2 separate regions of the Homo sapiens genome follow, and region 1 is linked to region 2. Evidence: chromatin contacts called from ENCODE Hi-C or POLR2A ChIA-PET data. All regions are on one chromosome and are shown on one strand. Each heading gives the region's core, a stretch centred on a gene start or an enhancer-like site at or near the end of the contact. The rest is flanking DNA. Distances are from core to core; before and after follow the strand shown.

What was found. A loop is a pair of places that touch in the nucleus more often than their neighbours do. ChIA-PET counts read pairs that join two places held with the same protein, here RNA polymerase II (POLR2A). Pooled maps may share reads with other maps.
Region 1: a map with no recorded cell type shows a loop between it and region 2 (3-fold over the local background). The contact joins two enhancer-like sites. A Hi-C loop is called at or near these places in 2 of 168 maps with a recorded cell type or tissue (naive thymus-derived CD4-positive, alpha-beta T cell and natural killer cell), 2 of 37 single-sample maps with no recorded cell type and 9 of 50 pooled maps. POLR2A ChIA-PET finds 5 or more read pairs at or near these places in 11 of 52 experiments (CD4-positive, alpha-beta T cell, GM12878, T-cell and 6 more).

What each region holds. Positions count from the first base shown.
Region 1 is chr14:61,718,531-61,722,376 of GRCh38, reverse strand. HIF1A (hypoxia inducible factor 1 subunit alpha) reads right to left here. Exons shown (of 15, transcript NM_001530.4): 2 at 1,805-1,995; 3 at 723-868; 4 at 554-638. All of the region lies in intron 1 of HIF1A-AS3 (HIF1A antisense RNA 3), which reads left to right. Among named protein-coding and RNA genes, the nearest start is that of HIF1A-AS1, 25 kb to the right of the region's middle. RefSeq lists an enhancer at 2,589-2,638. Within about 2 kb of position 1,901, at least 7 of the 41 ENCODE cell types and tissues checked have a DNase peak (open chromatin) inside an H3K27ac peak, as active enhancers do; they include CD4-positive, alpha-beta T cell and natural killer cell, where a contact is called at or near this core.
Region 2 is chr14:61,660,773-61,664,843 of GRCh38, reverse strand. No RefSeq gene overlaps it. Among named protein-coding and RNA genes, the nearest start is that of HIF1A, 33 kb to the left of the region's middle. Within about 2 kb of position 2,168, at least 18 of the 41 ENCODE cell types and tissues checked have a DNase peak (open chromatin) inside an H3K27ac peak, as active enhancers do; they include CD4-positive, alpha-beta T cell and natural killer cell, where a contact is called at or near this core.

The sequences.
Region 1 (3,846 bases), core at 652-3,151, 58 kb before region 2:
GTGGCTCATGCCTGTAATCCCAACACTTTGAGAGGCCGAGGTGAGAGGATGGCTTAAGCCCAGTAGTTCAAGACCAGCCTGAGCAGCATAGTGAGACTTTGTCTCTACAAATAATTTTTAAAAATTTAGCTGGGCATGGTAGCACGCGTCTGTGGTCCCAGCTAACTTGGGAGACTGAGGTGGGAGGATCGCTTGAGTCCCAGCGGTCAAGGCTGCAGTCAGCTGATTGTGCCACTGCACTCCAGCATGGGCAAAAGAGCGAGACCCCATCTTAAAAAAAAAAAAAAAAAGTTATTTGTAACTCTCTTGGTCATGATTTTACTTTTCCATTTTATTTCTCACACCCACACAATTATTTATGCAATTAGGTGGGCTTTCAAAATGAAATTCCTAAAAACTAAAATAATAGTTTTAACAAAGAATAGACATTTTATTAAACATGAAATAACATTTTGCCTTGGGTAAGTACAATAGCAAAGTTTAATAATTAGCAATAGTATCTTATTATGTAAAACCACCTGTCACATTAAATCAAACAACAGACTTTTCTTACCATTTCTGTGTGTAAGCATTTCTCTCATTTCCTCATGGTCACATGGATGAGTAAAATCAAACACACTGTGTCCAGTTAGTTCAAACTGTAAACACATTTTTAAAAATTAGGGCTAGATCATAAAATCATAAAAACATATAGAAGAGCTCTTAATATGTGTGCATTTTACCTGAGTTAATCCCATGTATTTGTTCACATTATCAGAAATGTAAATCATGTCACCATCATCTGTGAGAACCATAACAAAACCATCCAAGGCTTTCAAATAAAAGCAATTCATCTGTGCTTTCATGTCATCTTCAATATCCAAATCACCTAAAAAGGGCACAAGAAGAGGAAAATAATTAGTTAAAAAGTTGTACTTAAATGATATAATATTTAGATGTTTTTACAAAGTTTTCTCGCAGACACTTTATTTAATATATACAGCCATTTCAACACAGAAAAGTGCAGGCCAGAAGCTAGAAAAACTATAATTAGATGTGCCAGCTGCTTTTCATGATTAAAGTAATGCAGCAAAGCAAACCATAGAAGAAGAAAGAAGAGTAATGTTTTTTATTTATTTATTTATTTTATTATTTTTGAGATGGAGTCTCACTCTGCCGCCCAGGCTGGAGTGCAGTGGCTTGATCTCGGCTTACTGCAAGCTCCGCCCTCTGAGTTTAAGCAATTCTCCTGCCTCAGCCTCCCTAGTAGCTGAGATTACAGGCACCTACCAGCGTGCCCATCTAATTTTTTATATTTTTGGTATATATGGGGTTTCACCATCTTGGCCAGGCTGGTCTTGAACTCCTGACCTCATGATCCACCCGCCTCAGCATCCCAAAGTTCTGGGATTACAGGCGTGAGCCACCGCGCCCGGCCTGAGTCATGTTTTTTAAAGGAAGAAAGGTAGATGGAACAGGAGAAAAAGGGGGGAGGGGAAAAGCCAGTATCTTATTCCTGACTAAAGCTTTAAAAGCAGGTAATAAAAAGGATGTTATATTAGAAAAGAATTGAGAGTATGTTTAAGAGAATAAAGCAAAACAAATTATGTGCATAAAGAATGATTATTTCAAAGAATAACTGATGAGAAAAAAATGAAGCTTGATAAAAATAGTGAGAATTACAGAAAAATTTTTAAACGTGTACATATCACAATATAAAGAGGTATACAAAATCAAAACATTGCGACCACCTTCTAAAAATAATTTCTATTTACTTCTAACTTCTAATTTTCAGGCCTATTTATACCCTTGTAAAATAACTCACCAGCATCCAGAAGTTTCCTCACACGCAAATAGCTGATGGTAAGCCTCATCACAGAGGCCTTATCAAGATGCGAACTCACATTATGTGGAAGTGGCAACTGATGAGCAAGCTCATAAAAAACTTCAGATTCTTTACTTCGCCGAGATCTGGCTGCATCTCGAGACTTTTCTTTTCGACGTTCAGAACTTATCCTACTTAACAACAACAAGAAAAACACGAGATGGAAAGTGTATACAAGTTAGTTTGCCTTAACTTGAATAAAACTTTACATTTCTGCTTATCACAGAAGGATTAGAAGATGCCATGTAATTAAGTTACATGGAGATTTGTCTACTAGATTAATGTACTTTTATAAAGGGCAACTATACAAATTTTGGATTACTGCACACATAAGGAACTCTCACAAAAAGTCCAAAACCAAGCTTTAAACCTGTCGGAAGCAGGTGTTTCCTCCCCAGCATATGTAATTGGAGAGAATGTTTTTATTTTAGGCAAAAATTTAAAGTAGCCTGTACATCTAAGGCTGTACTTCATAGAATTCAAAAGTAGTCTCAATACAGAGAAACCACGATTAAGGCTAGAGAAACTACCTAAAGTTGTACATAATAACTTGAAAACAGGAGTTGTTAGCAGGTAGAACGGTAATAGCTACAAACTGATTTCTACTTGTTTCTTTAGACTCCAGTACTTTCTCACCCTTTTACCACATGAATAACACTGACGATAAGCTATAGGAACTGACATTAGCAGCTATAAGCCAGTGCAGGTTGCCTCCTCCCTTAGCAGCCCCTTATCTATTACTGGCACAACAGGTGCCAAATAAATGCAGGAATATGGAAGAAAAAAAGCTGTGGCACACACAATATCCAGAATTTAGAGGGATAGGTTAGCAAAAATAAAGGTGTCAATACAATGACATATCTTCAGGGAACTCTTCCAAGAAGGAAATCAGAAAGATTTTCATTGTCACACCAAGCAAAAGCTGTCTTCCTTTGCTTAACTGCCTAGTGACATCTAATAGCTTGTTGAATAGCAACAGTTTATTAAAGGTTACCATGTGCCAACATTACCCTGTACTAGGTGCCTAGTTCTCTCACAACCTGTAAATAGGTTAAATATTGTCCCTATTTTACAAATGAGGGAACTGGCGTTCAATAGGTTAAAAGTAGCCATTATGTAGCAAATAGGATTTGAACCCAGGTGTTTTAAAGTCTTTGCTCTTCCACAGTATTTCTCTTCTTAATGGGGAATGCTGCTTCTACTTTAAACACTCACATGATCTCCTATGCCCCTCAACTCACTCCTGTTAAATAGATTCTTCACCAAATGTTAAAAACAGCTATTATGATTTAGTGAGCATTGGGCAGTATGCTAAATAAGGACTTTTAGCCAGCATTATTTTACTTAATCCTCCTTACATCCTGTGAATGAAGTACCGAATTGTCTCCACCCCAAATCTCTCCTCCTTCCAAATGATCTGCAAAGTTGAAAGGTACAACCATAGAAGCAACATTCTGGAGTAACAAGCACAGTTCTCAGCAAATGCTCTTGTTACAATATAACATGTTGTATTGTGACAATACTGATACTAGTTTTAGTACTTACTCAAGTTTGTGTGTTTATAGGACTTTTATACTTTAATAAGGAATGTAAGCATGTTATTGAACTTTGATAGAAAAATTTCAACTCAAGCATCTAGATCAATTTAACTTGAGTACCTTGAAATTTACGGTGAGCTATTAAAAACTATTATCTTCATCTGGTTAGATGGTGGAGGAAAAAAAGGAAGAAACTATTATCACTTAAAACTAGTTATATGAATCTATATGAACTATAACTAGTTATATGAACTAGGATTTTCTCAATGCTGTACAATAAAAAAAAATTAGTCACTGAGGCTACATGAAAATGCAAATGCCAGCAGTCTGTAATTTTTTCATTTCACTGCATTGTTCTCTGTAAATGTTTTCAATTTAAACTTAAAAATAAAACGTAAGACTTGATCTGTATAAGCAGAAGAGTAAAATAAAAAAACAAGTATG
Region 2 (4,071 bases), core at 919-3,418:
GGGATAGCGTGTAGTGGGAGAAAGTCAGAGAGGGTGAAATGACAGACATGGAGAGAGAAAGAGGAACCCATAAAGACAAACAGATGGAGAGAGAGAGAATGTGACAAGAATAGATATAGAGAGATTCAAATAATCCTCAAGGATGCTCAAAATAATAAAAAATAGTTTTGTGATGATTGCCAAAAAGGCCAATAGCATTTATAGAATTCAAGTGATGATACGTCATTGAAAGAAAGAAAAGGGGATTTTTCTGTGAGACAAATTGCCCAAAACCTGAGGGGGAGTTTTGTCATCAAAATACATAAGGAGTAATCTTTTAAAAACTCTGAAACAAAGAGCAAATAATTTAAAGAAATCTCGGCCAAGCAAGGTGGTTCATGCTTGTAATTCTAGCGCATTGAAAGTTTGAGGCGGGAGGACAGCTTGAAGCCAGGAGTTCAAGACCAGCCTGGGCAACATAGTAAGACTCCTCTCTAAAAAGCAAAAATAAAAAAAATTAACTGGATATAGTGGTGGGTGCCTATATTCCCAGCTACTTGGGAGGCTGAGGCACGAGGATCACTTGAGTCCAGAAGTCTGAGGTTGCAGTGAGCCATGATCGTACCACTGCACTCCAGCCTGAGTGACAGGCTGACAGAGTGGGACGCTGTCTCAGAAAAAAAAAGAAAAGAAAAAGAAAAAATAAAGAAATCTCATTCTACTTTACTTACCACACACATATGTTCATATCATGTGTTAAACATTGTCTTTTAAAAAATAGCTTAGGGCCAGATGTGTTGCCTCAGGCCTGTAATCCCAGTACTTTGGGAGGCCAAGGTGGAAGAACTGCTTGAGGTCAAGAGTTAGAGACCAGCCTGGGCAACATACTGAGACTCTGTCTCTATTTCAAAACAAGCAAACAGCTTAGAAAATCATTTTCTTTAACTCTTACCTCTGATGCTTTTAATTATGTGTTCTCTTATGGTGATTGGCTGGGGTTAAAATATTCTGTAGCATTGCTTTGCATCATAGCCCCAGAGAAAATGAAAGGGGAAGAAGGAGTTAGCTTCCCTTTTCCCCGCTGTTCTGCCTGCTTCCTGTTTCAGAAAAATTAAAATAAGGTGTGAACAGCCACTTTCTCTTGAACATATTCTTCCATATATACTGGGGTAGGGTGAGGCATGTATTTGTGGGGGCTGGAGGATGGCCTCTGTTACAAAATTTCCTATGGACATTCCTTATCTACACTAGTGGGGAACAATGAAAATTACTTGTACAATGAACATCACTTATACAGGACGCGTATTACGGTACATTCTAATTTTTAAAAATATCAACTCACATAAAGAGGAGGCCAACCCTGACTTATCTCATGGGCAAGCTGTATGGCACAAATGAAATTACTAATGTGAAAGTGTTCGGTCAACTCTAAAGGTCCTTACAAGTTTGTGGGTTTTTTTTTTTTTTCAGACAGAGTTTTGCTCTTCTTGCCCAGGCTAGAGTGCAATGGCATGATCTCGGCTCACCGCAACCTTCACCTCCTGGGTTCAAGCGATTCTCCTGCCTCATCCTCCGGAGTAGCTGGGATTACAGACGCCCGCCACCACGCCCAGCTAATTTTGCATTTTTAAGGGAGACAGGGTTTCTCCATGTTGGTCAGGCTGGTTTCGAACTCCCAACCTCAGGTGATCCGCCCACCTCAGCCTCCCAAAATACTGGAATTACAGGTGTGAGCCACCACGCCTGGCCACGTTTGAGGTCTTTTTAATGATTAGAAATTTCTTATACTCTGGCATCTGTAGAATCCATTCAAAGCCATAAATTTCTGCTTCTTTCCCACACCTGGTGGGAGAAATGGGGGAATAGGCCCACAAATCGCCTTGGCTTTTGTGGTCTCCCAGTATGCTCTTTTGCATGGACAGAAAAATGAGGGAAATGCTTTTACCTTCATCAAACCTATTGGAAATGGTTAAGTTTCCCTTCTTTTGACTAAAACAAAACTAAAAACCACAAGAAACCTACTCAAGATTGGCTCATATGAATCACATCCTGTGTGGAACCCTGTCCTGTGTCAATGACACTTAGACACAGAGCAAAGAAGGGAGAGGGTGGGTCACTGTTTCTAAATGCAACGAAGGGCACTTTCATTAAAGCACTAAGGCTGCATGCTCAACAGGTTTAGCATGACTCAGCAAGATGGGTCACTGAACACCATCCACCCAAGGGCAAATGAGCTTGTCCAATCACATGACCTACAAGATCAGGGGATAGCAAACCAGACCTATGGTTTGCTGAACAGCCTGCACAAGCCAGTCCCGTTACATACAGAACAGTCAGAGGAGAAGGTCACCGCCAGGGCAGTGGAGACCACTGCGGATCCTCTTCTCAACACTGCTCTACCATGTTACCTTGTGTCTAGTTGTGTGTCTGCCAACCACTTCTACAGAAGGTGCTGAGGCAAACCTCCTCAAAGGTTCTGATTTGGATCTTCCATTTGGAGAAGACTTTGAGTCTGTCCATATTCGTGGCTTTTTTTTCTTGCACTGGGAACTGATGCATTGCAGACACAAATGAGCCCAATGTATTTTAAGCGAGAAAAAGTTCCCACCCTCACCACCAATTACACCCTTGTCATTTTTTTCTTGTTCTAGTACCTACGTGTGATTTAGTACTTTCCGAGCATTCCATTCTTTCTGAAAGCATAAGCACTAATATGTGTAATTTGCTTGCCTTGTCATTCTGAAATCTTTTAATGCATACAGTTCAGACATCCTGTTTGTTTAATATGAGCAATGCCAACTTTATTTACTGTAATAAATGTACTTCTTTATTCTTCTGGAAAAAAAGGGAAATTAATTGAAAAAGACACATTTAAGCTATTCCAGTGTGTAATACAGAGGCTGCTGGTAAAATATAATACAATGTCAGGGAATTCCACAATCTTGTTTGCTTTTTGGTTTCATTTTCATATTTTTCTTAAATATGGCATTGCTACAGTACAAAGTAGAAGAACATATTTTAGTGTCTGATTCACAGTCTCTTTACTAACTTTGGAACTTTAAAACCTGGGCAACTCTGATAGTGAGAGGGTTCAAGAAAATTGACATATGTGGTGAAATGTACTTTTGTGGCCTAGCTTTGCGTTTCAGAGCTGTTATACAGTCAGATTTTTTTAAATGAATATCTGCAACTGTTCCAACAATTCTGGTTTATGAAAATGTTGCTGGTTTTGCATAGGAACTTCATAACCTGCATGATATTACTCATGGGTATTTGTGGGTTTTGCTTTAGATATGGAAAGGACGCCTCTTGGCAAACATATTTTTTCTTTTGCTTCTCAGAGGTTTTGTATTCAGCTCAAAAATCCCCAGTATCTGTTTCCTTAGGTTCATGGGCTCCTTTAAACTTTACATTTGTATTTCTATTTTTTTTTCCAGTCAACTTCATGGATGTTTTGGAACGTCCTTTGTGCAAATTCACTCCCCAATGTTGCAGAGAGATTTTGCTTCCTTTTACCCTCTTCCAGTTGATTTTCTTTTCTTTTTTTTTCTTTTTTTTGAGACAGAGTCTCATTGTCATCCAGGCCAGAGTGCAGTGGCACGATCTCAGCTCACTGCAACCTCCGCCTCCCGGGTTCAAGCGATTCTCCTGCCTCAGCCTCCTGAGTAACTGGGATTACAGGCATGCGCCACCACCATGCCCGGCTTATTTTTGGATTTTTAGTAGAGACGGGGTTTCACCATGTTGGCCAGGCTAGTGTCGAATGTCTGACCTCAAGTGATCCGCCTGCCTTGGCCTCTCAAAGTGCTGGGATTACAGGCATGAGCCACTGTGCCTGGTTGTTGATTTTCTTTAAACAGTCTAACAACTTTTCCTGTGACATGTTTAGGCCTCTGAGTGTAATCCCTGTGGAAGATGGTACAGTGTCTGAAATTCTACATATACATTGACTTCTGACCTCTTTGAAAATGTGATCTGTAAGAAGGCCACACAGGCTTTCAAATGCAAGATGGTTTCAGACTCAACATGGTTTCCTTTGAGGTTGTTACTAGGAAATAATTTGAACAACAAGTGTAGTCATCACCATATCCT